Regions from separate parts of the Homo sapiens genome. Here region 2 is linked to region 1. A link is an interaction called in ENCODE POLR2A ChIA-PET data of the cell type or tissue named here. Cell type or tissue: endothelial cell of umbilical vein. All regions are shown on one strand. Each heading gives the region's core, and the rest is flanking DNA. Links, peaks and the distances in the headings are about the cores only.

Region 1 (16,700 bases), core at 4,416-9,415:
ATTTAAATAAATAGTTTCAGAAAACAGCAGAAGAGTTGTTCAGGGGCTGCACACAATTATTTGTCAAAGATATAATACAGAAAAATGAAGCCTCTGGAAATTCAGATGAGAGAGATCACTGCAGGTTAGGATAAGATTTATTAATTACAGAACTTACTAAATATATAGAAAACACAGAGAAGTCTTGGTCTTTATTCAAAAGTCTTTGAACCATAAGCATCAGCCTTTAAAAAATTCTGTTTAGTGTTTATAACATTTAATCATTTCATTTTTAGATTACTGTTTTTTTTTCCTTTTTATTATTTCTACTTCAAGACTCACTTCTAACAAAGTATCCTGTGATAGATTACACTACACACATCCCTGCATTGAGTAGTTAATTGCGCCTATGGTTCACCTAGTCCGATCATCAGGGCTTTTTTCCCTTGGTATGTATTTGTTTTTGGAGCATCTATTATAATATAATGGTGAATCAATTGGTGCTAGGTTATTTTGGTTCATAGCTATGACATAGCAAAATATCTTTCTTGGATAGTAGAATATGATTCATGCTAAATAAATGTCACTATCAACACTGACAGCCCACTTTAGTCAATGCTATGAATGAATTTCCATCTTATTACTGTGAAGAAATCACTTTTTTTTTTTTTTTGAGACGGAGTCTCGCTCTGTCGCCCAGGCTGGAGTGCAGTGGCGGGATCTCAGCTCACTGCAAGCTCCGCCTCCCGGGTTCACGCCATTCTCCTGCCTCAGCCTCCCAAGTAGCTGGGACTACAGGCGCCCGCCACTACGCCCGGCTAATTTTTTGTATTTTTAGTAGAGACGGGGTTTCACCGTTTTAGCCGGGATGGTCTCGATCTCCTGACCTCGTGATCCGCCTGCCTCGGCCTCCCAAAGTGCTGGGATTACAGGCGTGAGCCACCGCGCCCGGCCAGAAATCACTTTTTTAAAGGTCTGAAGTTTATACACACACACACACACCAACATAACACACACTTTCATGGTACTTAAAAATGCCATAGTTGATGAGTTATTTGAGATGAGAAAGCATCTATAATAAACTTGAAAAGCTTCAGAATCTTGCTATCCAGAAATTCACCATTTATGCTACAGAGTGAGTGCGTCCCCCAAAGTTCATGTGTTGCAAATGTAATCCCCAAAGCAACAACGTTGAGAACTCGGAGTTTCAAGAGGGGATTAGGTTATGAGGGGTCTGCCCTCATAAATGAATTAATGTTGTTATCATAGGATGGTTTCATTATTGTGAGAGTGAGTTTGTTATAAAAGTGAGTTTGACACTCTCTTGCTTTATCTTATACACATGCTCTATTGCTCTTCTGCTTTTGGCCATTGGGATGATGTGGCAAGTAGGTCCTCACCAGATGCAGGCCCCTTGACCTTGGACTTCCCAGTCTGCAGGATCATGAGAAATACGTTTTTCTTTATAAATTATGCAATCTGTGGTATTCTGTTGTAGCAACACAAAATGGACTAAGACAATTCCCATATTCAGAAGACTGAAGGCAAAACAGGAGAGGTCCCATTACCTGAATATTCATTACCGAATCAAAAGTTCTATCAGCATAAAAAACTGACTGATACATCCGTCACTCACTAATTGGGCCCTTCTCAAATATCCTTCCCTACTCAACACTAAAGAGCCTGTTCTTACTCTTCATGACAAAAATTTTGTTGGTCAGTCTTTCTCTAATCAATGGATGGTGTAAACATATCTGTTCTTTTGGGATGCTATCTATGCCTATAAAATATGCAAATTTATGCAAAGTCAATATTGGGAAAGATGTGGGATTTCATGGAGTTAATGAAAATTATATTTGAACACTACTCACATCACAAATAAAGCCAGTAAGAGCAGTTAAAAGTGAAATAAAGAAAATAAGCAAGGATCATGATTCAATGGGTGTTTGAAAGGAGAATAATATAAACATTAATGATTGGAGACACCTTTAGGAAAACTAAAAAACCCTCTGAATATTTTTGCAAAAAAAAGAACCTCTTTAAAAACCATAATAGAAAGTTAAACAATAAGGGCAAGATGTCATATTGCATTATCATCAACTTTGTTAGAAATTACAAAAATGAAAATTAAAATGTCATTTATCCTTTGTTGCTCTTCATTATTCCCACAGTTAAAATTATAACTTGCATTTAAATAGCCTTCAGTTAAATATTTTTCATAAGTAAGTACCACTAAACTTACCACTACTATTTACCGTAAATCTTCGGTTCCTTTACCATAAGTCTTTGGTTCCTATTTCATTTAGATTCCTTGTCCTGGCTGCAATTATTCTTAGATAATAACAACAATAATAATAAAGGACAAGTCATAAAAATAATTTTGCTTCTTAAAGATGAGTACAACCAGATTAAATGAATACCTTTTTTAAAACAGAGGCAAACCTTAATTAATTATGCTCATAAACAAAGCATTCATAGTTCTGGTACAGTGTTAACAAAGAAAGCAATGTCCATCATCTGCAATCTTTGTTTATAAAATGATAGATTTTAATGCAGAGAGTGTTGGGAGTAGGGTGAGAAAGTGATTACAGCTTACCTAAATAAACAGAGGTCTGCAAAGTCTGGAAAATTAAAATCAATGAGAAGTTATGTGGGTAAGTCTGCTTGTCAGCTTGGGGATCGAAATGCAGAAGAAATATGATCATAACTCTGATGAATCTTGGCACAACATTTCTCAGCAACTAAAGTTTTTAAAAGTTATATATTAAAAGTCAAATGACACATGAATATGAAATAATAAACATATCAGATGATAAAAAGCAAGAATCATTCAGAAAGTAATAAAAATCAGTAATAGTTTCCCAAAATGGTAAGAAAATATGTTCATGTATTAAAACGGAAAAAAAGCTTTACGACAAATAATCCAGCTACTAAGTCAAACGGCAAATTTCATGTCTGTAAGAACAAACACTTTAGTCACAATAACTGTAAATTCTTTCAATTGAAATATTATTGCTAAATACTATATGGATACCTGAAAATACTAATAATAAAAAGAAGTGTTTGCTGCTATTAAAACTTATTAAAATTTTTACTAAATTATACACTATTCTGAAGAATAAGTAGAAAAAAATGAATAAAGTGATATATAAAATCACTTTAATAAAATATAAATTGTATAAAATTTAATGTATATAAAATGTAATGAATTAGAGGCCAGGCACAGTGGCTCACACCTGTAATCCCGGCACTTTGGGAGGCCAAGGTGGGTGGATGGCTTGAGCTCAGGAGTTCCAGACCAGCCTAGGCAACATGGTGACAGCTTGCCTCTATTTAAAAAAAAATGCGGTGAATTAGAGTATATGCCCCAACTAACAGTGGTGATGTGGTAATATGGGCATATTATTCTCAGATATTCTCATTATTCAGTAAAATCTGGATTTCAATGTAATATTTCCTAATTTTGAAAGATTATGTGAGGCCAGCAATACAAGCCTGTTGGCTGAATCTGGCCCATAAGCAAGAGATTTGTAAATCTAGTATTTTGCTTAAGTGTGGCTAATTTACATCTACAATAAAGAAAGTAGATGCTTCAAACAGTTTAGTCCAATTTTCTCATGTCAATTCTATTAATATCATTCTTTCTTTTAGTATGTTTACAAAATTCAACATGATAAGATCTTAATCAGCTTTCATTTCTAAATGTTTTGACATTAGGTAGGAGGCAGATGAGAAAAAAGAGGTTGTATGTGCACTGGAACTTGTGAACAAGAACAGTTACAATGTCAAAGGTATATAACTGTTATTGAGATGACTTTTTCTACTCTCTTTCAGTTATCCTGTAGTTATTCAGAATAACAGAGTGCTGTAAACTAAGCTGTCTATTTGTTTGAAGAGCAGATGGGGAAAGTAGCTGCTTTGAAATATGATTAAAATATGAGGCCTCTGTTTAGTATTTATTTTTCTTTTTAAGCTTCAGATTTGTGGCTTAAGCAACTTTAATCAAGAGAAGAAGGACCAGACAGCTGCTGTGGTCCTAGTCTGCTGCTGTGTTTCTGCATGGGGAAGGCTGTAATAACAGACAGCAAACAAATAACCAACTCTATCATTTGCCAAGGCTGTGAGGAAAAAGTCACTCATATATTGTTGGGGAGATTGCAGTGTGGGTAGACAACCTTTATGGAGAGCAACTAGCCAGTATCTATCCAAATTAAAAATATATTTACTATTTTGTATTCTGATTTTGAGTAGTTACACAAATCTATGTATATATTAAAATTGATAGAACAGTATATCAAAAGAAAGAAAAAGTCATTTTACAATCTGATAATTTAAAAACAAAAAAGAAAGAAAAAAAGCAAGTGAGCCTGGCATCAGGTTTGTAGCCATTTTTTGGTTAATAATCCCAGCATCTTAAAGGTGGCAGTACAGACAAGACCCATCCATTATCTCATCTAATTTTAAAATTACTCCATTGAGATAGGGACCAGCCCCCACTTTTGATAGAGGGTGATACCAAGGCTCCATGAGAGGGGGGTAACTTGCCCAAAGCCATGCACCGAGTCAAGGATGAAACCCAGATCAAATGCAAGTCTGCCTGCACAACACGGCCACCAGGTTTCTTCCCTGATGCCCTCATTATCTGTTGTTTTGAGGTGATTGAAACAATAGAAAATTCTTAAAAAATGCATTCACTCTTTGACTTAGTAATCATACCTTTGGAAATGTATCTTAGAGATATCCTGTGCATATACAAAATGACAATATTTAAGGTTATTTACTGTGCTGGTTTTACATCAGCAAAAGATTGAAAAAAAAAGTGTTCCTTTATTAGGGGCTGGTTAAATAAGCAATGGCATATACTTCTGATGTAATAAGATGTAACTCTAAAGAGAAATGAAGAAGCTCTCTATGTGTGGAGATTTAATCCCCCAAACTCCATTATAAATTGTTCAGTAAAAAAAGCAAGGGCAAAATAGTATATATAGTATGCTACTATTTGTGTAAGAAGAGGGAAAATACATCTGTATCTATGTTGTTATATTTGTGTTTATATAAACAAACATCAGAAGAGTACAAAAGAAACTAGTGATAACAGTGACCAGAAGTAGGTGGCAGCAGGGGCAGAACAGGGTAAAAAGCAGGATACTCAGTGTATACCTTCTAATATTGCTTTGATTTTTGAATCAAATGTGGCAAGTTAGGAAGATAGTTAAGAAAGAAAGGGGTTATAAAGCAGCTGAGTGTAGCTATGTTTGTGTGCTAACTTTTTTTCTGGGCTCCCAGAGGCAGAAATTTTACTAACCTTTGCACTGCTCTAGTAAGCATAGGCATGGTCCATTTAGAGTACTTTTGACTATATTTGCATGTGAAGGAGGAGGAGAAAACTGTATTGGGGACTTCAGTGGAGAGCACATTTCTTATGACTTAAAATAGGGCCATCGGTGAAGGATAAATGGTTTAGTTCTTAGATTTGTTTGGCATATTCCACTACAGGTATGTAATAATTTTATCTGAATAGGAAAGGAAATGCCTGCTCTACTTACCTCAGGACTAAAATTAGGCTGCCTATTTCTGCTTCGAATTGCTAAAAGCTAAATATTGTATGCTGTGACTGAAAGAGCAAAGGATTCTAATACTTTGGTCTTAGCAGTTAAAGCTGTCAAATACAAATACCAGATAATGTAGATCTACTTCACTCCCATCCCCAAAGAATCATTATTCATAAAACTCTCACTGAGAGTTTTTCCTTACTGCAAAAAGTGCAGGATGGATTGGAGAGCCAATAACTTACCAGGCTCAGGGTTACCTACTTTCCATATGACTATGTAAATATGGAAGGAAGCTGCTGTAACAAAGACATGCAATCATAGCTACATAACTAGTGATTTACAGTTTATACATTGCATTCTGAGAATACCTTATTGCATTTAATCTTTACAAACACTCTGATATGGGAGTGTTATCATCCCTGTTATATAAATGAAGAAATGGACATCCAGTAAGGTGAGGTGACTGGATAATGGAATAGGCTCTACTTGAACCTAGATCTTCTGATTTTGAGCCCAAATGATTTTTCAGTACTATACAGCTTTATATAATTGCCAATGTCTGACATAAAAATACACTGACTAGTATAGAGACAACTAATAATTGCATCTGATGGGGGGGGGCGGTTAAGTCTTAAAAGTCAGTCTATATGGAAAAAATATCCAGTAGTCAAAATTACTTTTGAGGATCATTTAAATGACCCAGAAAGTACAGAAATACAGTGTGGGGGAGGTTTAATAACCTTGATAATATTTCACTTTAAAGTACAAATTAATATATCATATATAGTAATATATATATCTAAAATTATTATGCTACATGTATTTTACAAAAGAGAATGGCTATAAGTGAATTTATACATTAAACATGTATATCATGCAACTCCACTGTACGAGTAATGGCTAACATTCATTGAGGGTTCATAATGCTATGCTAATTATATATATATATACACACACACACATTATATATATACATATTTTTTTAACCTTGAACAACATGAGTTTTTGAGATTTCATTTAATCCTTTCAAGATGTCTATGAAGCAGACATGTCATAAATACAGATGAGGAAACAAAGGTTTTGAAAAGATGAGTCATGCAGGAAGCAAATATCAACGCCAGGATTTGAATCCATCCAATTTGAGTCTGGAAGTCATGCTATGAGAACATGAATTGGTATTCTTATTCTTGTTTTGCTGTAGCATATCTATGCATTAAACAAATAAATAGAATGAATCATATATATGCCAAAGGTGATGGGTTTGACAAAGATTCATATCCTAATTTCCAAATATGTATGTGCAAACTGTTTTGACAGGATTCCTGGTCAAGATGGTACTGGCAATAGACACTTTAGAGACTTCTCTATTTAAAACAGTACTCAGCAATTACGGATAAAGTATAAGATATATTATTGAAAAAGTATAACAGAATAAAGTATAAGAGATATAGTAAAGAAAAAAATCAAGATACTGCTGTACTAAAAATAAAAGTCACTGTGTAACAGAACACAAAGTAGTACGCAAGGCTGACATTATAGAATAGTTAAGCTCCAAGTCTGGTAGCGGTTAGATGCACCAAGGGTTAATATTGCATGTTAGTGGAGATTAAAAAGAACCACCTGGCAAAAGACTTGAGCAAGTCTCAGTGCATAAAAATGGCACTAAGATGTGATTCCCCAAACTGTGAAAAGAAGCTGAAAAAAGCTTTTGGGGATAAACCATTATATAAAACCAGGAAGACAGAGGAGGGAGACAAATCCTAGTTCCTAAAACTTAAGTCAATCCACCCACTGACTCAATGATTGGGATAAACAAAAGGAGATAGAGATAGAGAGAAAAAAAAGTCACTGTCAGGATGAACCTGCAAAATGATTTCCAAAGCACTCGAGGAAAACTAAAGCTAAGAAAGTCAACAAACACAATTGAAAGATCATGAATTTTTAAAAAAATGCAAGAGGAAATATATTTACGAGCAATCAGAAAACATAAAAATAAGAGTTGAAGATTCATACAGAAGTAAAGGAAGAAATATCTTAAAAAAGAATAAGAAATTTTGAAAACAAAATTAAAAGAAAATATAAGAATTGGTGTATGCAAAAAAATGACAAAAATTCTTGGAAATTGAAATTTATTATTTGAAAAAGAAAATCCTAGTAGACAGGATATATTAGAAAAGGATATAGTAGAAAAGGCACCTAGTAAACTGGAAAACAGGATTGAGCAATTCACTGAGAATGTGATACAGAGATACAGAGAGATGAAAACTGAAACAGCGTTAAGTCATGTAGGATACAGGCCTTAACATAGAACAAATTTTAGAAATAGAATGTAGAAGGCATAGCAGATAAGAATGTTTGCACAGATAATGTCTAAGATATCCCCAGTACTAAAGATCAGTAGAATACCTTGGATTAAAAGCATCATTATCATCAAATCCAGAGAAGATAAAATCCATAAAAATATATCCACACCTCAATCCACCACAGAGCAAGGACAAAATCAAGGTTAATAAGAAGTCTTAATGCTATCAGAGGTTAGAAAAAGATGATCTGTAAAGTAACAATAGTTAAATGGTAGATTTCTTTTCTCTCAAAAGACACTGAAAGATATTAGAGTCTGATCTTCAAATTGCTGAGGGAAAAACAACTGTAGCCTAAACACTTAAAATTAGCTAAATTACCATTAAGTAGAGAGGCCAAAATAAAGATATTTTCAGAACTACAAAAACTAGTTTACCTGCTACATGTGTTTGCTGAAATAACTACTTTTCACAGCAAGAAAACAACTTTAGGCCAGGCATGGTGGCTCATGCCTGTAAACCCAGCACTTTGGGAGGCTGAGATGGGTGGATCACTTGAGTGCAGGAGTTTGAGGCCCGCCTGGGCAACATGGCAAAACCCCTCTCTACCAAAAATACAAAAATAAGCTGGGCAGGGAGCGCACACCTGAGGTCCCAGCTACTTGGGAGGCTGAGGTGGAAGGATGACTTGAGCCTGCATGATCAAGGCTGCAGTGAGCTGTGATCGTGCCACTGCACTTCAGCCTGGGTGACAGAGTGAGATACCCACCTCAAGAAAAATGAAACAAAAAGCAGAAAAAAAGAAAACTGAACATTGAGGGAAGGCAAGGGACATAAGAAGTAACTGTGAGGATGGAAATCAAACTACTGTCCCTTTTAAAATAAAATCGACAAAATACAAAGGTGAATTAAATTCTAGAAAAACCTGTAAAGAAAGGCAGCAGATAAAATGTGCATGGATTGTTTAACTAAAGGATACACTAAGCAATTTTAGACTCTGTGAGAAAAATAATATAGTCCACATATGTATTAAAATTTATGGTTAATTTTTTTTCTGTTTTTTCTTTTTGTTTTTTTTTTTTTTTTTTTGCAGTTAGTTTTTAAAAGAATAGAAATACAAATCTATAGCTTCCAAACCAGGAAACGAGAAAAAAGAAAAAAGCAGAAGCAACCAAGAGAAATATCAGTTCAACAGATGTCATGAAAGGAGGAAAAAAAGTGAAGAAAAATTAACTAAACAAAACCACAATAAAATGGTTAAAATGAGCCCAAAGCCAGGTGTGGTGGTATGTGCCTCTAGTCCCAGCTACTTGGGAGGTTGAGGCGGGAGGATCACTTGAGCCCATGGAGTTTGAGGCTGCAGTGTACTATGACTGCACCTGTGAATAGCCACTGCACTCCACCTGTCCAACACAGAGAGATACACTTCTTAAAAAAGAAAGAGTCCAAATGTGTAACTATAATAAATTAAATTAACTTCTTAAAGGAAAAGTACTATCAGAATGGAATTAGAAAAATAAATCCAGCTTTATGATGTTCAGATGAGATACATCTAGAGCTAAATGAAAATAAAGAAGAATGGAAATGATATTCTAAGCAAAAACTTGCCAAAAGAAAAGTAGCAAAGCAATACTGTGATAGTGGATTGTGGGTGTCATCTTGACTGGATGAAGGGATACTCAGACAGCTGGTAAAGCATTAATTACTCTCAATGTTTCAGTAGGCACTGTGCCTGACCTTTTTCTGCTGAAAGAGAAACTCAGATGGTTTTGCTTAATTTTTATTTTTTACAGAGACAAGGTCTTGCTTGTTGCCCAGGCTGTAGTGCAGTTGTGCAATCATAGCTCACTGCACCCTCGAACTCCTGTGCTTAAACGATCCTGCCGACTTGACCTTCCTAGTATCTAGGACTATAGGCTCATGCCACCACACCCAGATAACTTTTCTCATTTTTTAAGAAATGGGATCTCACTATGTTGCCCAGGTTGGTCTTGAACTCCTGGCCTCAAGTGATCCTCCCACCCTGCCTCCCAGTGTTGGGATTACAGGTGTGAGCTACCACACCTTGATGGCTCTGCTTTTGATTAGAATGACTAGGCTGCCCCAGTGTGTTTGTGATGGTGTTCCCAGAGGAGACTGGCATGTGAGTTGGTGGAATGAATGGAAAAGATACACCCTCAACATGGGTGGGCACCATCCAATCGCTTGGGGGACCATATGGAACAAAAAACTGCAGGAAGGGCAATTTTTCACCACTTCTCTCCTGGAGTCATGACACCCTTCTCCTGACTTGGGACTTCAGAACTCCAGGTTCTCCAACCTTTGAACTCCAGGACTGACACCAGTGGCCTACTGGGCTCTCAGGCCTTCAGCCTTAGACTGAGAATTACACTATCAGCTTCTTTGGTTCTGAGGCCTTCATACTTGGACTGAGTGAGTATTTTGGCTTTCCTGGTTCTCTAGCTTGCAGTCTATCATGGGATTTCTCTGCCTCCATAATCAAGTGAGCCAATTCCCCTAATAAATCCCTTTTCACATACCTCTAGATATATCCTACTGGTTCTGTCTCCGGAGAACCCTGACTAAAACAAATAAATTTTAAAAAATAGAATTTAGGGCAAATAAACATTAAATGAGAAAAAAGTGGCATTAAAAAAAGTATGAAGATTTTTAAAATGATGGCCTTAATATACTTAAAAACATACAAATTACCCAAAGAAATGGAAAAATCCACAGACACAGTGAGAGACTTTCACATACACATACACAACCCCATCAAAACCTGATGGATAATAAGGATAAAAATTAGTAAAAATAGATTTGAACAACACAATCAACAAGCCTCTCTATCAGCTATATATATACAACCCTGCACTAAAAAATAGAGCATTCCTTTCAAACACACACAGAACATTCATGAAAACAGATCACACACTAAACCTCAAAAATAAGCCCAAATAAGTGCCAAACAATCAGAGTCATATAAACCAGCCCTCTGATCACAATATCATAATAACAATACGAATGAACTTCAAATACATGATATTAAGTGAAAGAAGATAGAATCAAAGGCTACATATGGTGTAATTATGTTTATATGACATTCCGGAAAAAGCAAAACTACAGCGACAGAAAACAAATCATTGGTTGCCAAGGGCTGAGGTTGGGAGAGGGGTTTATTACAAAGGGACCCAAGAAAATTTTCGTGGGTGATGGAGGTTCTGTATCTTGACTATGGTGGTGGTTCAATGAATGTGTACACAAGCCAAAACTCAGAACTATACACTAAGAAGGTGATCTGACTTTATGCAAATTATATCTTAATTAACCTGATATTAAAAACAGTTCAGTTAGTTAAAACAATAAAAAGCATTTCTTCAATTCATTTATTAAATTAGAAAAACAAAGATCAAAAGCTAATCAATTATGTCCCAATCAAATAAGTGAGAAAAGAAATAAGAGTAAATATAAGAAAGAAGAAAGAGGACAATAATGATAATATAGACCAATCTCTAGCAGGACTGATGAAGAAAACAAAACGAGCACAAATAGAGGCATTATCAATGAAAAAGAGTACATAATACAGATAAAGTAGACACAAAAAACTACATTGCTTGAGTAATTATAGGTAAAGTAGAGATAAAAAACTACATTGCTTGAGGCAAAGAGTTCAAGAGACTAGCTTGGGCAACAGAGCAAGACCCTGTCTCTAAAAAATAAGTTACAGAATATTAAAAACAACTTTAGGAAATATTTGACAGCTTGGATGAACTGAACAATTTATACATATATTTATATTTGTTTGTATTATATGCATAATATATATTAGCTACATATTTAAGTTTGTGTTTTCTCTGGTAAAATTTAAATAAAGGAATTAGTTCTACGATATGCTTCCTAGTGTTACACTAAGACCAAATTTTAATGATCTATATTTTTCCTAAACTCTTAACAGGAATGTTTCCCCTATTACCCAAATATTATTCATATTTTTAGACTCAAGGCTTTGAACTTTCCATAACTTCTTACCATGTCTCACAAATGCTCTTTACTTGCCTTACCTTAATAATTATTATTCATTGAACCAGATTGCAAACTTTGCATTCTCAACTGGACTTAACATAACACTCTATAAATACTGTGGACAACTGAAAATTGCCCCTTAAGAGTGATGTTGAAGAAAGGGAGACACAATTGTTCTCCGAAGCCACAGAGCCAAAAGTACCACAACTGAGTATACCAAAATGAGAGAAAATACAAACTTTCTCTTCTCCTTTGGGTTTAATTTTTTCAAATAAGAACCAATAGAATTTTTACCCCAAATTCTGAAATCCTGATACTGGAAACATGCAGAACTGCTCTTTAAAGGCAATAAAGAAAAGTCATCATACATATAAAAACAAGAGGCACATTCTAAGGAGTCATATCAAATATTTCTTTGTGAAACAGATTTATGTCAAGAAAGAGAAAATTACTTCAAAAAAATCTCTTACATGATAACTAAAGGCAATATATAACTCTCAAGTGGAACCCAGATTGGAGAAAAAATTGCTATAAAACGACATTACTGAAATAATTGGAAAAATTTAAACATAGACTATATTAATGTTGTATCAATGTTAAATTTTCTGAATTTCACAACTATTTTAAATAATGTAAATGAATGGCCTTGTTCAGAGATACATGCTTAAGTATTTAAGTAAAAGTTCATAAGGTCTGCAATTTACTCTTAAATGGTTTAGCAAAATAAGTGATGCATGTGTATGGTGAGAGATAAACCAAATATGGCAAATGGTAATTGATTAAGTGAAAAGTGCAATAATATTAATTATAGTATGTTTACAAATATTCTATAGCTTTGACATTTTTCTAAATAAAGTTCTATTTTTATTTATTTATTTTAGATAGGGTCTTACTCTGTCACTTAGGGTGGAGTGCAGTGGCATGATCATAGCTTACTGCAGCTTTCAACTCCCAGGCTCAGGCTATTCTCCTGCCTCAGCCCCCCAAGTAGCTAGGACTATGGGCATGCACCATTACATTTGGCTAACTTTTTGTTTGTTTGTTTTTTGGTAGAGACAGGGTCTTGCTTTGGTGTCTAGGCTAGTCTCAAACTCCTGGCATCAGGTGATCCTCCTGTCTCGGACTCCCAAAGTGCTGGGAATACAGACATGAGCTACCATGCTTGGCCAACGTTAAAAAATAGTCAAAACAAAAATATAAATATCCAAGAAACATTTCAAATTAAAACATTTTTCAATAAAATATGAGAAAACTTTGAAACTATGAAAAATATAAAATCAGAAAATATTAATTTTAAATAAAAATTAACAAATTTATAACAGCAATAAATGCTGTAAGCAGCAAACAGGTGATTTTAGAAGACTGTTTTGACAAATTCTCCTAGAACTCATATTAAGATAATAAAGAAAAATGAGCCAAAAAAAAAAAGTGATTTCCAGGCTGTGATGGTTAACTTTATATGTCAACTCAGCTAGGCTATGGTGCACAGTTCCTTGCTCAAACACCAGTCTAAATGTTGCTGTGAAGGTAATTTTTAGATGTGATTAAAGTCTAAATCAGTAGACTTTAAGTAAAGCATATTACTCTCATAAAGTAGATGAGCCTCATCCAATCATTTGAAGGTATTTAGAGAAAAGAGTGAGGTCTCCTGTGAAGAAATTCTCCCTAGACTGCTTTGGGATACAAGACTTTAATATTCCCTCCTGCAGAAATTTCCAGCCTGCTGGCCTGCTCTATAGGTTAGACTTGCCCACCCCACACTCCCGTGAGATAATTCCTTAAAATAAATCCCTCTCTCTACATACATCCCACTAATTTTGTTTCTCTGGAGAACACTGATTAATAGAGAGACAAATCCAGGAGTCCAATAATAAAAATGTGAGAAGGTAAGAAGATAATGGATGGAGGGGAAGCAATAATCAAAGAAATAATACTGGGAATTTTCCTGAAATAAAGAAAAATATAAATTTTCATACTCAAAGGGCTTATTCAAATGCAGTCAAAAAAGAGACCTAGAATAACCTAGTGATGCTTATGAATTTAACGATTTTAAAAAATAAAGGAAAACAAAATCTTATATAGGTTGCATAAGAAAACATATAATCTAAAACAAAAAATAATCAGATTAACATCAGATTTCTCTCACACAACCATATGTAAGAAAAGACGCCAGGCACAGTGGCTCACGCCTGTAATCTCAACACTCTGGGAGGCCAAGGTGGGTGGATCACTTGAGGTCAACACCTGAGGAGTTCGAGACCAGTCTGGCTAACATGGTGAAACCCCGTCTCTACTAAAAATACAAAAATTAGTCAGGTGTGGTGGCATGCGCCTATAATCCCAGCTACTTGAGAGGCTGAGGCAGGAGAATTGCTTAAACCCAGAAGGCGGAGGTTGCAGTGAGCTGAGATCGTGCCATTGCACTCCAGCCTCAGCAACAAGAGCGAAACTCTGTCTCAAAAAAAAAAAAAACAAAAAAACTCAATTAATTTTTAAGTGTAAAAGGTTTTTGTAACAGAATTCTAAACCCAGCCTAGCTTTATCATTCATTTCCAAAGACACTAAGTATTTCACAGTCATGCAAGGACCCAGAAATTTTACCATCCTTCTTAAAAAATTAGGACTTTAAGAAATGCAAAATGTTTTAACTGTGAAGGAGTATTAGCAACAAAATCAGTAAAATATCGGGTTATGCCTAAGTTCAAATAACAAAATTTACATAGTGTAAAATGATAAGCAACATTAATCTAAAGTTAAAGGTCGAGATTATTTCAACAAAAAAGTGATGTGTGACCGGGGCCTGTCATGGGGTGGGGGGCTGGGGAGGGATAACATTAGGAGAAATACCTAATGTAGGTGATGGGTTGATGGGTGCAGCAAACCACCATGGCACGTCTATACCTATGTAACAAAACTGCACGTTCTGCATGTGTACCCCAGAACTTAGAGTATAATTTAAAAAAAGTGGTTTGTGTGTGTGGTGGTGTCGGGGGTGAGGATAAGAATAGTAGAAAGTAAAATTATGTTAAATGTCTCATTGTACACATGGAAAAGTATTAGACAATTTTGCTCTTGACACTGAAAGAGAAATGAAGCACTAGTAGAATAAGAATATGATAAAAAACTTCCAAATGAGAACTAGAATAAAAAAAGATTAAGAAAAACTTCCAAATGAGAACTAGAATAAAAAAAGATTAAGAAAAACTTGATGGGTATAGCAGAATAAAGGAAGAGAAAAATAAAATAGCAAAGAAGAATTATCTAGCATTGAAAAGTACAAATGATGAAAGTGGACTTCCCATATCAATAAGGGACACAGGAAAATCCAAGCACTCTCACTTTCCAGTACATGTATTGTTACTGCCCAACTAGGTTCTTCCCTGCTGCCCAAAAATGCCAATATAATGAGAACAGCAGAAGTGCTGAAGCAAAGACAGAGTTTAATTATCACAAGGCAGTCCAGTGGCAAGACAGGAGATAATTGTCAAGTCTGCCTCCAGGGAGAATTTGGTGTCTAGAGTTTTTCAAGGAGTTTGGTGGGTAGAAGGCTAGAGAATGTGGAATGCTGATTGGTTGGGTTGGGGATGAAATCACAGGGGGTTGAAGCTGTATTCTTGCACTGTTTCTATTCCTGAGGGTGGGGGTGTCACAACGTGCTGAGTCAGTTTCTTGGTAGGGGTTACTGGTCAGGGTGGTGCCAGCTCGTCCATCAGAATGCAAGGTCTGAAAAATACCCCAAACACCAGTCTTAAGTTTTAGCATAATGATGTTATATAAGGAGCAAGTGGGGAGTTACAAATCTTGTGACCTCCAGCTACATGACTCGTGAACCATAGTTTTAACTGTGTGGACAATTTGTTAATCTTACAAATGCAGTTTCAATCCCCAAGCAAAGTGGGGGTTAGCTTCAGGAAGAGACTGTTAATCATCTTTGTTTTAAAGTTAAACTGTAAACTAAATTCCTCCCATAGTTAGTGCACAGTTTGACCGATGCCCAGGAATGAGCAAAGGCATTTTGTGAGGTTGGAAGCATGATGGAGTCAGCTCTGTCAGATTTCTCTCACTGTCATAATTTTTGCAAAGGTGATTTCAATAGGAAATGAGACAATAAAGAAACAAAGAGAAATGTTTTCTAAAAAGAAGTGTAAAAAACAGCATAAAATGAGAACAAATGTGTATTTTTCTCCCAGTAACAGTGAGATCATTCTGTACTTTGTCTAGAAATACATGACTTTTAGCCCAGTCTAGGAAACAAAATGTAATTTTGTGTTGCTTATAATACTTGCACCTTAGCAATTTCTAGGCAAAGGTTAAAAGTGAAGGAAAATACACAGATACATAAAGATATATCAGGCAAATGCAAACAGAAAGCACAGACAACAAAAAGTAAAAATAGATAAATGGAATTATATCAAACTAAAAAGCACTTCTGTACAGCAAAAGAAACAATAGAGTGAAGAGACAATCTATAGAATGGAAGAAAATATATGTGAACCATACAATTAATAAGGAGTTAATATCTAAAATATATACAGAACACAAAGAACTCAACAAGAGGCAAACAAACAACTTGATTAAAAAGTGCGCAAAGGACCTGAATAGACATTTCTCAAACGAAGACATACAAATGGTGAATAGGTATATGGAAAAATGCTCAACATCACTAATCATCGAGGAAATGAAAATTAAAGCCGCAATGAAGTATCACTACACACTTGTTAGAATAGCTATTACGAAAAACAAACAAAAAAAATAAGTATTGACAAGGATGTAGAGAAATGAGAATGTTTGTACACTGTAAGTAGAAATGTTAATTAGTATAGTCATTATGGAAAACAGTATGGAA
Region 2 (16,700 bases), core at 6,935-11,934, 69 kb after region 1:
GACATTCTTCAAACACACACACATAAATTTTGTAAAATTTATATGGAACCACAGAAAATTCAAAATAGTCAAAGCTATCCTAAGCAAAAAGAACAAAACTGAGAAAATCACATTACCTGACTTCAAATTATACTACAGAGCTATAGTAATCAAAACAGCATGGCACTGACATAAAAACACACATGTAGACCAACGGAACAGAATAGAGAACCCAGAAACAAATTCACACACCTACAGTAAACTCATTTTCAACAAATGTGCCAAGAACATACACCGTGGAAAAGACAGTCTCTTCAATAAATGGTGCTGGGGAAAATGAATATCCATATGCACAAGAATGCAGTTAGACTGCTATTTCAAGCCATATAGAAACATCACATAGAAATACATTAAAGATTTAAACCTAAGACCCTCAGATTATGAAACTACTACAAGAAAACATTGGGGAAAAATCTCCAAGACATTGGTCTGAATAAAAATTTATTGAGTAATACCCTACGAGCACAGGCAATCAAAACAAAAATAGACAAATGGGATCATATCAACTTAAGAAGTTTCTGCACAGCAAAGGAAACAACAAAGTGAAGAGACACCACAAAGAATTGGAGAAAATATTTGCAAACTACCCATCAGACTAGGGGTTAATAACTAGAATATACAAGGAGCTCAACTCTATGGGAAAAAATCTGATAATCTGATTAAAAAATGGGCAAAAGATTTGAGTAAACATTTCTCAAAAGAAGCCATGGAAATGGCAAACATGCATATGAGAAAGTGCTCAACATCACTGATAATTAGAGAAATGCAAATCCAAACTACAATGAGATATCATCTCACCTCAGTTAAAACGGCTTTTAGTCAAAAGAAAGGCAATAACAAATGCTGGCAAGGATGTGGAAAAAACGGAACCCCAGTCTTGGTAGGAATGTAAATTACTAAAAGCACTATGGAGAACAGTCTGGAGGTTCCTCAAAACTAAAAATAGAGCTACCACATGATTCAGTAATCTCACTGCTGGGTATATACCCAAAAGAAATCAGCGTATCGAAGAGTTATCTGCAATCCCATGTTTGTTGCAGCACTGTTCACAATAGCCAAAATTTGGAAGCAACCTAAGTGTCCATCAACAGATGAATATAAGAAAGTGTGGTACTGACACACAATAAAGTACTATTCAGTCATCAAAAAGAATAAGATGTTGTCATCTGCAACAACATGAATGGAACTAGAGGTCATTATGCTAAGTTAAGCCAGGGACAGAAAGACAAAGCATGTTTTCACTTATGTGTGAGATCTAAAAATCAAAACTATTGAACTCATGGAGATAGAGGAGAGAAGGATGGTTACCAGATGTTGGGAAGGGTAGTTGGAGGGTTGGGGATACGTGGGGATGGTTAATGGGTACAAAAACTCCTAGAAAGAATGAATTAAGTCCTAGTATTTGATAGCACAACAGGGTGACTATAGTTGATAGTAATTTAATTGTATATTTAAAATAAGTAAAAATTGTTATAACAAGATGTCTTAGAAAAAAACTAAAAGTATAATTTGATTGTAACAGAAAAGATAAATGCTTGAGGTGATGAATATCCCATTTTACATGATGTGATTGTTACATGTTGCATGCCTGTATCAAAACATTTCATATATCGTACAAATATATACACATAGGTACCCACAAAAATTAAAATAAAAAATAAGACTATGACTAGTCTCATATCAGCTTTACTACTAAATGAATCTGATTCAGCTTTTACCACTATTTGAAATGTCAAAATTTCCAGTTTCCCAAGCTTTTTGATATTAGAATTGCAGATAAGGGACTGTGGAACATACTACTTATTAATTTGTTAATTTCTTGTCTCTTCCACATAATGCATGTTCACAAGAACAAAGATTTGTTTTGTTTTTGCTCTGTAGTCCAGTGCCTAACAGATAATAATAACTGAATAAATATTAGCTAAGTGGACAAATGAAGGCCTCTGTAAGGATTAGCTTTGTGTTATTTTTACATTTTAAGTAAATCTTGTCCTACAGTCATCTCTCAATTGAAGCAATAGTTGAACTTTTAAAAATATTATTATTAAAATTATCTCTTCTTTTAAGGCTCATTGAAAGGCAGAAGGATAGAAAAATATGATAAACAGTATTTATATAAACTACAGGAAAAAACACCTGGTCTGTGTGATACAGTGGGAAGAGTTCTCAGCTAGAGTTCTAGAGATCTAGGTTGGTTTCCTTCCTTTCCTTTTTCTATCAACTACTTACCTATTTATTATTCATCTATCCATCCTCCATTCATCCACTTCTTCCTCTTTGACTTACATATCTCGCCATTTTGGCTCGATTCATTATCTGTCAAATGAGTGGATAAAACCTGGTGATCTTTAGCCATTCTCTGATTCTGCTAACAGTAAATAATTGTGATAATATTTGACTATCCTAGAGGTTGGCTCACACTAGCTTTTCAATTAAACTTAAGCATGTTTATTTGTTTAAATGTTACTATAGCTTTGTAGGATAATGTGAAGTTAGGTAATGTGATTTCCCCAGTTTTTTGTTCTTTTTGCTTAGGATAGGAAAAAGTGTCACTTAGTGACACCTTTGCCAAATATGTATTTTATGTTACAGTTACACAATACTGAATTTTTGTGTGTTTCTGTATGCCTAATAATAGCAAACGTTTATTGGACATTTTCTATGCACCAGAAACTATTTTAAGCTTTTTACATACACTAACCTTACAACTCTCTATTAGTCATGTGCTGTATAATATTGTTTTGGTCAACTATCAATTGCATATATGACAATGATCCCATAAGATTATAATGAAGTCAAAAAATTCCTATTGCCTAGTATTTACTATACTCTATGTTTTAATTGTTATAGTAGAGTGTACTCCTTCTACTTATTAAAAAAAAAAGTTAACTGTAAAACAGCCTCAGGCAGGTCCTCCAGGAGGTACTCCAGAAGAAAGCACTGTTACATAGCAGATGACAGCTCCGTGTGGGTTACTGCCCCTGAGATCCTTCCAGTGAGACAAGATATGGAGGTGGAGGAAAGCGATACTGATGATCCTGACCCTGCATAAGCCTAGCCTAATGTGTGTGTTTGTGTCTTAGTTTTTAACAACAAAGTTTAAAAAGAAAAAAATTTAATAGAAACAAGCTTATAGGATAAGGATAAATAGAAAATATTTTTGCACAGCTGTACATGATTGTGCTTTGTGTTTTAAGCCAAGTGTTATTATAAAAGCATCAAGAAGTTAAACAATTTAAAGTTTATAAAGTAAAAGTTACAGTAAACTAAGGTTAATTTGTTATTGTAGAAAAAAACTTTTAAAATAAATTTAGTGTAGCCTAAGTCTACATTATTTATAAAGTCTACATTAGTATACAGTAATGTCCTAGGCCTTCGCATTCACTCACTACTCACTCACTGACTCACTCAGAGCAACTTCCAGTCCTCCAAGCTCCATTCGTGGTAAATCTTCTATACAGATGTACCAGTTTTTATCTTTCATATCTTACTTTTATTGTACCTTTTTTGTTTAGATATACAAATACCATTATGTTGTAATTCTCTACAGTATTCAGTACAATAATATGCTGCACAGGTTTGTAACCTAGGAGCAATAGGCTATACCCTATAGCGTAAGTGTACAGTAGGCTATAACATCTAGATTTCTGTAGGTACACTCTATGCTGTTCACACAATGAGGAAATTGCCTAACAATACAGAAAGTACTCATGTCATTAAGCGATGCATGACTGTATCATCCCCTGTGGTAGAATAGATTGCCATCTGTTTCACTACCACATCTCCACAGAAAGTGTGCACCTCTCTGTGCTTTGACTTTGGGCTCGGCTATGTAACTTCTCTTAGCTAATTGAATAATAGCAGACATTACCTAAGTAGAACTTTGAAATATGCTTATGCAGATTAGTCTGTTCCCTTGCAATCCTGCTGTTCATACTGAGAAAAAAAAATGTCTCAGGTATCCGTTGATCCAAGGAAGATGAGAGATATGTGATATGAACCTAGACTTACCCCCTACCAAGAACCAAGTCCAGCTGAGCCCAGCCTGGATGAGACCTATCCAGTGGTCTCATCCAGTGGTAGGGCTAAGACATTAAGCCATGCAAGTCTGGTCAAGGGCTTATACTCTTAAGTCCCATGCCATATTGCCACTACACTATACTGGCTATATTGTATGATATTAAATTATGTATTAATACGCTAGTGAGTGATCTGGCACATATTAAAATTCTTAATTTTGTCTATATTGTCTATATACACATCAATGGACAAAGCTGTCTTGCAATTTGGAGTAAAATGTTTTTTATCGGGGGAGTTTTAAGAGGTTTGGAAGCCTGGCCATCAGTACCAACAACAGTTATGGAGGCAAGGGAAACTGGCCCTTGAAAAGAAGGGTAATGACAACTCCGTGAGGGTGGAGATTATATGTCTCTCATCATTTAAGCAAGAAGGAAATAAATTAGTGGCAGACTAAGGGTGACTTGATGTTTCTTCAGCTGTCAAAAAAGAAGAGACTGCTTTGATCATGAAAGATGATGGGATGGCATGCATCAGTCCACAGCTGTACGCCCCAGTCATACAGAATAGGACTCAGCAAACATTCGAGTGCCATTCAGAGAGAAGAAACACACATCCAATCCTAAACATATGAAATGGCAACAACAAAAGGAGGAAAAGACATCTTATGAAAACATGGCCACCTACTTGGAACATTCCATAGTGTGACATAGAGTAAGTCTGCTTAGGATTATTCCATTGATCCCCAGGGGCCAGTTGCCCAGCGCTCAAAGCCCAAGGTGGAAGACAAGTGCTTCCATGAAGAGCTGATGAGCTGGCCTCTCTGCAGACTGCTCCATACCCTGTGCTGTCCTGCCTCAGATGCAGAGAGAGAGCACAAGGCTCCCTCTCTCCTCATCTTTGGTGTGCCTGTGTTCTTGCTACCATCACAGCTGAATGCAAAGAAAGGCCATCCTCTGAGAGGAGCAGGGGTGGAGATGCTAAAGCAGAGGATCCCTCCCATTGCTGATAGATCCTCATCTGGCATACGCTTCACCCACCCACCCCATTCTCTGCTCCCACATACCGTAGCCCCATCACAGAAGACGTGACATGGAAAAAACACTGTGTCCACCCTAGTTCTTTTCTTAAATTTGGGCAGGGATCCGGGGTGTAGGTTAAGAGATTTTTAATTTGCCAGATTGTATGCTTATGTTGTTGAATGTACAATGAATCTATGGTATGACAGCAGTTTCTGGATAAACATTACTTTAGGTCCTAAAATGCAGAAGGGAAAAAGCAACTTTTGTCAGATGCCTATTTTGCTTTCATTTCATCTCTAATATTTTGGATGGGGAACCATCCAAAGCTTCTGGCTGCATGAAGGTCAAGTGTGCCAGTGTGCAGCTGGGTTTCTTTTCCAGAACTAAAAGTACTTTGGGTGGTGCTGAGGGTCAGCGGAAGAAGTAAAGATTGTGAGAAAGGAGAAACACGGGCTTGGGGAGAACCCAGAATTGGGGACAGAAGACCTAGCACTAGGCTACAGCACTTAGCACCTCTGATCTTGTTTTTCCTCATCTGTAAAAGGAGATTAACAATGCTTTTCTGCCCACCTCTTGGGGAGAAGGGAAGAATATAATTGTTAAAAAAATGTTTTGAAAAATAAGCAACACTGTCTTTATATAAGTAGCCAAGCATTATTAATTATCCACCCCATATCACGGTAGATACCTGTATTCAAGCTATCTGGACATGAAAGCAGTCACATTTTAGAAGTCATGAAGTTGGTGCTAATAAACCTAATCTACAGAAAAAAAAAGTTTTTTGTCTTGAGACATCAATAATATAAAATAAATGCACTGCTTTCTGGAGTCAGATTAATAAGACTACATTATAGACAGCTCTTGGGGTAGTTTCGTAGCTCATCCCCATACCAAATAATGGATCTCACTGTTAACAGATCTACTACAGTTTCTACTCTCTGGCTCTGGCTGACCAGTTGAGGCATGCATCTGTGATCTAAGCTTGATCGGCCAGGTTTCTCTTCTAATATTTTCAAATTTGCACCCATGACTGGGCATTTCTATCATTGGCTCCACTCTGGAGAAAGCTACTGTCCAGAGCTATCTTTGTTCCCTCCCTTCCCACCTTCCAATTGCATTAGAAACTCCAGTATTTCCCCAGAAAATACCCTTTTTGTATAAGCTTGCCAAAATTTGTTTTTCTTCTTGTAATCTTAAGAAATTTAACCAAAAGTTTAAAAATCCATTGTTTTTTTCTGTTATAATTTAAAAGTGCAGAGGGAGGATTTCTTAAAGACAAGACCAAATAAAGCTTGCATTTGTTTTATATCCTATCAAAGTAGTTTTGCAATTTATAGTTGTGGACAATGTGTCCCCTGATATTCATTAAAAATTCTTCCATATTTTCAAAAACCAAGGTCTGGCTGGGCATGGTGGCTTATGCCTGTAATTCTGGCACTTTGGGAGGCTAAGGTAGGAAAATCGCTTGAAGCCAGGAGTTTGAGATCAGCGATATAGCAAAACTTTGTTTCTACCAAAAAAAAAAAAAAAAAAAATTAGCCGGGCATGGTGCTGCACACCTGCATTCCTAGCTATTTGGGAGGCTGAGGTGGAAGGATCACCTGAGGCCTGGAGTTCCAGGCTGCAGTGAGGTATGATGGTGCCTGGGTGACAGACTAAGACCTTGTCTCGAAAAAAAACCCCGCCCACAACCTGCCCACTCAAAAACAAAAACAAAAACAAACAAACAAACAAAAACAGGGTCCATGGGCCCACAAGGAGTCTGTGGATAAATTATATATCAGTAAAACTGAACAAAGTAGATATCTTTCATAATCTTATGTATTTTATGCATTAAAACATTTTATTTCTATTGAGCTTTGTTTACTCCTTTTGATAATTCAAGGCAAGTGAACATATGGGATTATTTATGTCACTGATTTACTCAGAAGTGCTCAAATATATTCCAGACACTATTTTGGGGGCTGGCGATGTAGCAGGGACAAAACAGACAGTCTTTGCCCTCACAGAGTAGTGGTAAGAAAGAATATGTAGAATATAAAATTTCACACTACTGTTAGTAATGAACCTGGTACAAGTACCACAGCGAGGAGATTAGAGTAGCTTAAAATGTGAGAGTAAGAAACACAAAATGCTTAGAGGAAATTAATGTGCAATCCTTAACCTATATCTAGTTTTAAGTGATATATTAACATATGAAGGGAGCCCTGCCATAGTCAAGTTTAAGAGCAATAATAAAGTACAACTACTAACTACCACAATGACAATAAAGGTAAATAGCAATGCTAAGGTTACCTTACCAGTAATTTCATATGTGCTATTATAACTTCTTAATAATCTGTCAGGATGGGCAGGTGAGAAAATGGAGCCTTAGAGGCCCACCAAACTTGATCACTTTGATTAGTGGTAGAACCAGGAATATAGCCTGGTTTTCACATCTCCTGGTTTTATTTCCTTTATACCACATTACCTAATCACAACCGAAGACAAGTTTCACAGCAGACAGTGTTGAAATTTCTTTTTATTTACTTCCATAATCTACTTGTGACATGGGGTAGAGAAGCAACATAACAGGGGTCATATAGGAGCTACTGGTAACAAATTGAACACTTTTGGTTATCAGGCATAAGCTCAGATTAGCAAGAACTTTGGGGTGGTATGATAGATGTGATACTGGGGAAATTTAAGAATGAATTACAAAAGCAGATTTTTCCAACCAATGAATTGAACCATTTAGTGCAGAAGTTGGCAAACTTCAGCCCATGGAGTAAGTCCAATCTGCTACCTGTTTTTATATTGCCTGTGTGAATTGTTTTTACATTTTTAAATGGTTCAAAACATGCTAAAAGAGGAAAGATATTTGACAGCAAAAAGTTACATAAAATTCAAATTTCAGTGTCTATAAATACAGTTGAAACACAGCCATGCTTATTTATGTACTGCCTATGGCTGCTTTCACACTACAAAAGCAAAGTTGAGTAGCTCCACAAAGACCTGGGTCTCAAGTCCTAAAATATTACCGTCTGGCCTCTTGCAGAAAAAATTTGTTGGCCTCTCACCTAGAAGGTCACAGAGTTAATGTTAAAGGCAGTAATAACATCTGTTTAACTTATAATTTTAAAAATGAGTAAATGCATAGTTATTTAAATATTTCTTCCCTTTAAAATGGAATGATTTGAAAGCACCTGAGGCAAATGAATGAATATCCTAGAGGCCTAAGAAGCATGTTCACATCTTAGCCACTCAGTCAGTTGATCACTTGGATGACCTCTAGACATCATGGTATTTTTTGTTAATATACAGGTTTAAATTATTTAATTCTCAGTCTGACATTTTAAAATTTACTGACTCACAGATTGCTGGCTAAAGACAGAATAAAAAAAAAACAGTTGGTGACATATAATTAATGAGAAGCATAAACATTCTTTGATGTCTATAAATTTGCCTCAAGATGACCATCACCATATCAAAAAGTTGTATTTATGTAGTTAAAAGGGGTAAGTCTCAAATACGTTAAAAGTCTGTGTTAAAAGAAATTTGGTGATGATCAAATCCAAAATTTTCTGGTTTAGAAATTAAAATCAGTTAATTTAGAAAGAATAAAATATAAAAAACTCTAAAATGTAACATCATAAACACAGTTTTGCATGTACTTTTGATGCGGCAACTTAAATTTACTTTTCAATATCCACCTAAATACTAGTTTGGCCTCAAAGTCAAATACTGTTTAAGTATCATCTGACTTTTATAGTTACTGTTGTTAAGTCCTCCTATTCCCTGCTCCCTGCCCCATACATAATTTAAAGTAAAATAAAAGCAGATCATTTACTAAAAGTGAGAATGTTTTAATGTCTTTATTATGCATATTAGCTTATATTTAAAATAAATTTAATGATATAATTCTTGACAATATAGTTTCTCAAATTTTTGTAGCTAAAAAATAATAACATCCTTTTTTGAAAATCTTAAGGTTTACCTCCTAAGAAACATTGAGGAACACTATACTAAAGAATAGGGAAAAAATTAAGTGATAATATTATTCATACCACTTGTTCATCATTATTTTTTCAGCTAAGAGATGAGTACAACTCTTTGCCAGCCACTATGGAAGAAAGCCAAGAGAAAAACGGCAGTTCCTGCTTTCAAAGAGCTTACTGGCTGGTGGCTGGAAGGAGACGAGTACAAAGATTGATAAGTTCTCTGACACAGGTAAAGTAAGCCACTGTTATCATGTAGAATAAAGATGAACTCAGTTTCTGGTGGTGAGAACAGAAAAGAACGAACAAATAGGAACTATTAATAAGGTAAAACACACTGGGCATCCTGACCAATTAGATGAGGGAAGAAAGATAGAGAATTAAAATTGTTGTCAATGAGATGCCTTATATTTAGAGATATAAAGAGAAGAAAGAAAGGGTCTAGTGAATGTTTACCTAGAAAAAATGAATATGCTAAAAATTTTCCTCTAGAGATGACCAAATCCTCTTCCTTCTTAATTTCAAGTTATTATAAAAAATCCCTCATCCAAAACCTTTGGAAAATCACAGTGTTTTAGAACTAAGAATTTTTTAGAGTTTTGAAAGGTAAGATTAAAACATACAAAAATTAAAACATACACATATATACATACACACACCTTTTTAATGTCTAAAATACACGTCAAAGACTGCTCTATACCAAACTATAATTTCAGGCTTTTTATCATTGATGATTGATAGTGATTCAAAAAGAATGGACTCTAAGTACCTGATGAATAAATAAAATGCAGTACTGTATATCTATATAATAGAACATTATTTGGCTATAAAAAGTAATGGAATTCTGATATATACTGCAACACAGATGAGCCTTGAAAACATTACCATGAGTGAAAGAAACAAAAGGCCATGTATTGTATGATTCCACTTAAATGAAACATCCAGAATACGCAAATCCAAAGAGACAGAAAGTAGACTACTGTTTGCCAGGACTAGGAGTTGAGGGAAATAGAGTAGGAAATGGATACAGGGTTTCTTTTTGGAGTGAGGAAATGTTCTAGAATTGAACAGTAGTGAATGATATACAACACTGTGAATATACTAAGAAGCACTGGATTGTACAATTTAAAATTTTCAACTTTATGACATGAATTATATCTCAATAAAGCTGTTCTTTTCTTTAAAAAACAGTGGGCTGGGCATGGCATGGTGGCTCATGCTTGTAATCCTAGCACTTTAGGAGGCCAAGGCAGGAAGATTGCTTGAGTCCAGAAATTTGAGACCAGCCTGAGCAACATAGTAAGACCCTGTCTCTACAAAAAATACAGAAAAAAATTAGCTGGGCATGGTGGCACACACCTGTAGTGCAGCCACTTGGGAGGCTGAGGTGGGAGCATCGCTTGTGCCTGGGAGGTTGAGGTTGCACTGATCCATGATTACACCACTGCCCTCCAGCCTGGGTGACAGAGCGAGATCCTGATTCAAAAAAGAAATTCATATTTTTTTATCTCGTGAACATGCACATTTTAAAGTATTTAAAATAAGCCATCAAGATGAGTTATTGTAGGGATGTACTTGTTTGTGACTTTGAATAGCCACATGGATCTTGTAAGATCCACTGGAAAAAAAAATTGTAAAAGAGTTCCTCAGATACTTCATATTTTAAAATAAATATAATCATGGAACATCTATAATTAGTATGAATAAATAAACACAGGAAAATAATCAAAGAACAAGTCTGGGCCACAGTGTGCTTATTCCAAAAAATATAACAAAAATCGAAAATTTCAATCAAACGCTGAAAGTAGTTTTAAAGAGTTAATCTTGCAGTTTTCTCTGAGTCCAAAGTTTACATTCTTTTTATACCAAATGAAGTTAGGAATGTTTATAAATGAATTCAAAGCTACTACAATAGGATCACTGTGAACTATGGCTTCTGAAAACTGAAGAAAATGTAAATTTGAAGATCCAACTAGAAAAATGAAAGAATGAAGAAACTGGAAACTAACTTTGAACAACCTTCAGCTTTAACATGTAAAGGATAATTCACAGAGAAAAAAAGAAACAAAGAAAGAAAGGGACAGCAAAGTCCCCCTAAATCTATCTCAATTCATTTGCGTCCTAGACTGATGTTGTATTAGGCTTAAGCATAAAATATTACTCAATAAAACTTATAAATTGGTTTGCTGATTCACGTATGAAAATATGCTGAATGATCCCTTCCACTGGCAGATTACAGCTAGTTAGCAATGGATAAGGAGAAAAATTTACTTCAGCAGATTGGGAAAGTCTACACTGAATTTACAATCACATAATCTTCTCTTATACATACATATAAAAAGGGAACTATCTAAAGACAGGATTTTTTTAAGATCTTAAGTAATCAAAACTAGATACAACTGAAAGTTTAGTAGAAGTGAAAAAAGTATATATGTAACAAAAAATCAGCATACTTTCTTTAATATTCATAGAAAATAAATTAACAAGATAAAACGTTTACATTACCAATGTTTATATAGTCATCTAAGTTATTTTTTATAATTTGTGTGTTTTCTTCAGGTTAAGCAATATAAGTAAAATAAATGGGTAAACTTTGATTTATAATATAATAAGATGATTACTAGATTCTAACATATGACATGAGCTAAATTTAAGCAGCTCCCAATATTTACCCTAATATGTGGTAAATCACAATTTTTAAAAATTGTTATTGTTTTGGCCTATTAAGATAATACAAGTTTAATATTATTTAAAAAGTTTAACAATATTAAAAAAGTATAAAATATAATTGGATCTGTGTAATTTAGCAAAATATGAGCTTGCCAGTCATTTTATAAGACCTATTATCTCTTGAACAATATAATAAATGAGGTATGTTTGAGGTATTCAAAAAAAAAGAATTAACCAGTTTTTTTCTAAATGGTACATCCTTAACATTGGAGGTAGAAAGGGGTAGGGTATACATAAATGAAGATAATTTAGTAGTAGCAACTGGTTTGTATGAAAATCAGCCTGTAAGTCTTATTTAAAATGTAGGAATTAGGCTAATGCTTGTAGCTCTAAATAAGTAGTTTTATGGCTTTTCTTTGTGAAATGAAAATAAAATTAAGATCTATTATGTAACATACTGTGATCAAAAAGTATTTGTTAGGCTTCCTAAAGTCCACATTAGAATTTTAGTTGGAACTAAAAAGCAATGAAAAACAAATGCCTTCCTCCAAGAGGTAGTAGTTTCTATTTTATATGTGTTTGATGTGTTTGGATATTTGTCCTCTCAAAATCTCATGTTGAAATGTAATCTTCACTGTTGAAGGTGGGGCCTGGTGGAAGGTGTTTGGATCATGGGGACAAATAGCTAGCTCATGAATGGCTTAGTGCCATCCCCTGGTGACAAGTGAGTTCTCACTCTGAGTTCATGTGAAATATGGTTGTTTAAAAGTATGTAGCACCTCCCCCCGCCCCTTGCTCCTCCCCTCACCATGTGACATGCTTTGCCTTTCACCATGGTTGTATGCTTCCTGAGGCCCTGATAAGAAGCCAAGCAGATGTTGGTGCCATGCTTATACAGCCTGCAGAACTGTGAGCCAATTAAATCTTTTTCCTTTATAAATGCCAGTCTCATTATTCCGTTATAGCAATGCAAAAATAACCTAACACAGTGTCTTAGTCTGAGCTTCTATAACAAAGTGCCTTACACTGGGTAATTTATTAAAAAAAAAAAAAGAAAGAAAAAAGAAGTTTATTGCTCACAGTTCTGGGGAATGGGAGGCCCAAGATCAAGGAACTGGTAGATTCTGTGTCTGGCAAGAGCCTGTTCTTCATAGATGGTGCCTTTTTTGTGTCCTCAAATGGCAGAACAAGTTTCCTTGGGCCACTTTTATAGTGGCACTAATCCCATCATGAGGGATCTGCCCTCATGATCTAATTGGCCCCTAAAAGTCCCACCTCGTAACATTATTGCATTGGGAATGAGATTTCATCATATGAATTTTGGGTAGACAGAAACATTCTGACTAGAGTACTAAGTAATACACAAAACTACAAATCTCAAATAACACAATGAGATATATAATAAAATGATCATATGTAGCAAATTCAGTTGTATGCTCCTATGTCAACATAATCAGTTTTAGAATGTAATTTAAAAACTATCTATTCATGGTAAAATCAAAATGAAAAAGTTACAATATATTATGCCAATGCCAATGAAAAGACAGAAGTAATAATGAAAGTTAAAAATAACATTTGGATTTGAAAAAATGTAGTATCACATATAACGGTGTTTAATCAATCCCATGTGAAAACATAACTAGAGACAATTAAAATACAATTTGCTTCAAATAAATTCCTTTGATTATAATTTATAGAACAGAGGTATTTGATGATACTATTTCTATTCATTTTATAATTCATGGAAATATTTGCTTTGCTATAAAAGTTAATTTTAAAGTTTCTAAAAAAATAAGTAGTTGAAGAGAAAAGCTGGGGAATGAAGAGTCCCTTAAAGTAACCATCAGGTAAAAGTAATCTATAAAAATAATTGTAATAGTCAAGTGATGTTTACAGGCAACCTTGGAAAAAAAAAAAAAAAGAACAGATAACCAAAAATGAAAAAGGCAGCAAGATCACAAAATTGTTTCCAGCCACACATTTCACCTAAAAGAGATGAGCAGTCATATAAAGTAGGTATAGCCTGGCGTGGTGGTTCACACCTGTAATCTCAGCACTTGGGGAGGCCGAGGCAGGCAGATCACTTGAGGTCAGGAGTTCGAGACCAGCCTGGCCAACATGGTGAAACTCCATCTCTACTAAAAATTAAAATAAAATTGGCCTGGCATTGGAGCGCATGCTTGTAGTCCCAGCTACTTGGGAGGCTGAGACACCAGAATCTCACTAGAACCTGGGAGGCAGGGGTTGCAGTGAGCTGAGATCATGCCACTGCACTCCAGCCTGGGCAACAGAGTAAGACCCTATTTTCAAAAAATAAAATGAAATAAAGTAAAATAAAATAAAAGTAGGTATATAGGGGAAACAAACACAAGGTAGAGTGTCCTTATTCCATGTTTTCTAGATTGAATAATATACAAACTACATAAAATCAATTGATTAACTAATCTTAATAATAATTCCCCAGCAGCATCCAGCAGAAGCTGGAAGAGGTAAGAAACAGCTTATTCTTTAGAAGGAGAATGGCTCTGCCAACACACTGGACCCACTGGATTTGGGTCCAGTGATACTGATTTCAGACTCCTGGCCCCTAGAACTATAAGAAAATAATTATTTTTTGCATTAAGACACCAGGTTTGTGGTAATTTGTTACAGAAGCCACAGGACACTAATACACAAACAACATGCTTTAGGGTGCTAGGGCTTAACTGAAAGTTATTTTGGTATACATGAAAAGTTATCTATATGAACATATATTAATGTCATGCCATATATCTTAGGGAATTTATTTGTGATAGTTAGTTGATTTTATTTTGGGTGATGAACGCAGGTATATAATCGTGTCATCTACACCCAGGGGTTTAACGTCATCTTTTTTTTTTTTTTTCCTAACTTCTAGTATCTCTCTCAGCTGGCTCCCTTTAGTACAATGTTAAATAATAGTCACGCCAGTGGGTATCTTTGCAATGTTCCTGACTTTTGCACAAATGCTTCCAGTGTTTCCTCATTCTTCCACCATCTCCCACCCTCGAATGATCTGTTATGGACTGAGGGGACAATTAGTAACTTTTCCAAGTCTAGTGGTGTTGTAACCGAGTAACCTATTTTTAAGGGTTTTTTTTTTGTCCTTTTTTTTTCTTTTTTACTTCCCTCCCTTATTTGGTGCCTGTTTCTTGTTAATAATAAAATAATGACCTTTACTCTCCTTCTTTCCCCCAGGCACTCCCTTGCACTGCTCACTTATCTAATTATGTCTGCTTAGAAGTTTCTGTGATTGAATCTTGAGACAATCCAGGTACCTATGCAATTTTCTCCCAACAAGAGATTATGTGAGTGTACAGTTAATTTACAACCTATATATGCTCAAGATAATGCTAGCCCATTTACCAGATTGGACAATAGCACATAATAAAGCACTGAAGCAAGTTACGTGGTCCTGTACCTCCTTGCCCCTCCTGCACATCCTTCATACCAAATTTCACTTTTAACTTGTTGTATTCTGGCCAAAAATTTGAAATGGTTTCTTTAAGGCAGGAAGTCTAGACCATTTCCCCAATGCTACTTTGGAAATAAAGTCACTTTTCTTCCACTGAACTTTGTCCTTGTAATTTGGTTTTGCAAACAGCAAGCAGCTGAACCTGTATTCAGTGTTTCTGACTATTTTCAATGGTACGTGCATTGTCTTTCCAATTATTGATGCCATGCTATTTAACCTGTAGATATTCATAACTGCTTCATCTTCATGTGTATTCACAATGAGACTGTGTTCACCTCACTTAACATTTTTGTTGACTGAATTTCTCTGGTCTAATATAAATACCTTGCTTACCTTTATCTGGCTTTTCATCTTTATGTTTTGACATTTATAAGATACTTTATTGTATCTTTTAAACATATCAGAGAATAGAGTGCTCTATGATTTGGTCAGAAATCTACTTTTTAAAAAGTGAGAGGTTGGGAAGGCAGTGGGGAGGGGAGATGGAGAGAGACTGGTTAACGGGTACAAAAATACCATTAGATAGAAGGAATAAGTTCTAGGGTTCAATAGCAAAATAGGAATATTTTGTTGTATATTTCAAAATAGCTAGAAGAGAAGGTTTGAAATGTTTCTAACCCAAAGAAATGGTAAACATTTGAGGTGGTGGATATCCCAATTACCCTGATTTGATCATTATTCACTGTATACATGTATCAAAACATCATATGTACCCCATAAATGTGTATAATTATGTTTCAACAAAACATGTTTTTAAAATCCACTTACATTAATTTTTCTCTTGGCTGATTCCCCTTAGTAAAATGTTAAATGATAATGTGACAGTGGGCATCTAACAGAAAGAATTGTTCTTCATTCTGTTATTTTGTTTTCTCTCTGTATACATATATATGCGTGTGTATATAATATATATGTCTACATATACAAGTGTGTGTGTGTCTCTCTATTTTTTTTTTTTTTGAGACAGGGTCTCACTCTTGTTGCACAAGTTGGAGTGCAGTGACGCGATCTCGGCTTGCTGCAACCTCCACTTCACAGGCTCAATCAATCCTCCCAACCTCAGCATCCCAAGTCACTGGGTCCACCAGCTAATTTTTGTATTTTTTGTAGAGCTGGGGTTTCGCCATGTTGCCCAGGGTGGTCTCGAACTCCCGGGCTCAAGTGATCCTCCCACCTCAGCCTCCCAAGTCGCTGGGATCACTGGCTGATTTTTGTATTTTTGTACAGGCAGGGTTTTGCCATGTTGCCCTGACTGTTCTCAAACTCCTGGGCTCAAGGGATACGTCTGCCTTGGCCTCCAACAGTGCTGGGATTACAGGCATGAGCCATTGCAGCCTGCCTATTTTCTACATATTTTTAAACAAAAATATCATTGGTACTGTTTATCCTATTTTTCTCCATGGGTAATTTCTCTGTATCTTTGTTCCAGTGGTTATGTTTATAATTTTATGCAACTTTGTTTTTACAAATAAACATGTAATT

The links. ChIA-PET counts read pairs that join two places held together with the same protein. Peaks named below come from ENCODE experiments on the same cell type or tissue, not always from the same donor. Only the 100,000 strongest peaks of a DNase experiment are listed, where the experiment ranks them.
Region 2: POLR2A ChIA-PET joins it to region 1 with 7 read pairs; 2 of 35 experiments call an interaction of 5 or more read pairs at or near these places.

What each region holds. Positions count from the first base shown.
Region 1 is chr2:148,272,352-148,289,051 of GRCh38, reverse strand. The region is part of intron 3 of MBD5 (methyl-CpG binding domain protein 5); the gene reads right to left. Among named protein-coding and RNA genes, the nearest start is that of MBD5, 260 kb to the right of the region's middle. In endothelial cell of umbilical vein, for the core only: no CTCF peak of the experiment used is centred there; a DNase peak (open chromatin) is centred at 6,651.
Region 2 is chr2:148,205,602-148,222,301 of GRCh38, reverse strand. All of the region lies in intron 2 of MBD5 (methyl-CpG binding domain protein 5), which reads right to left. Among named protein-coding and RNA genes, the nearest start is that of MBD5, 190 kb to the right of the region's middle. In endothelial cell of umbilical vein, for the core only: no CTCF peak of the experiment used is centred there; no DNase peak of the experiment used is centred there.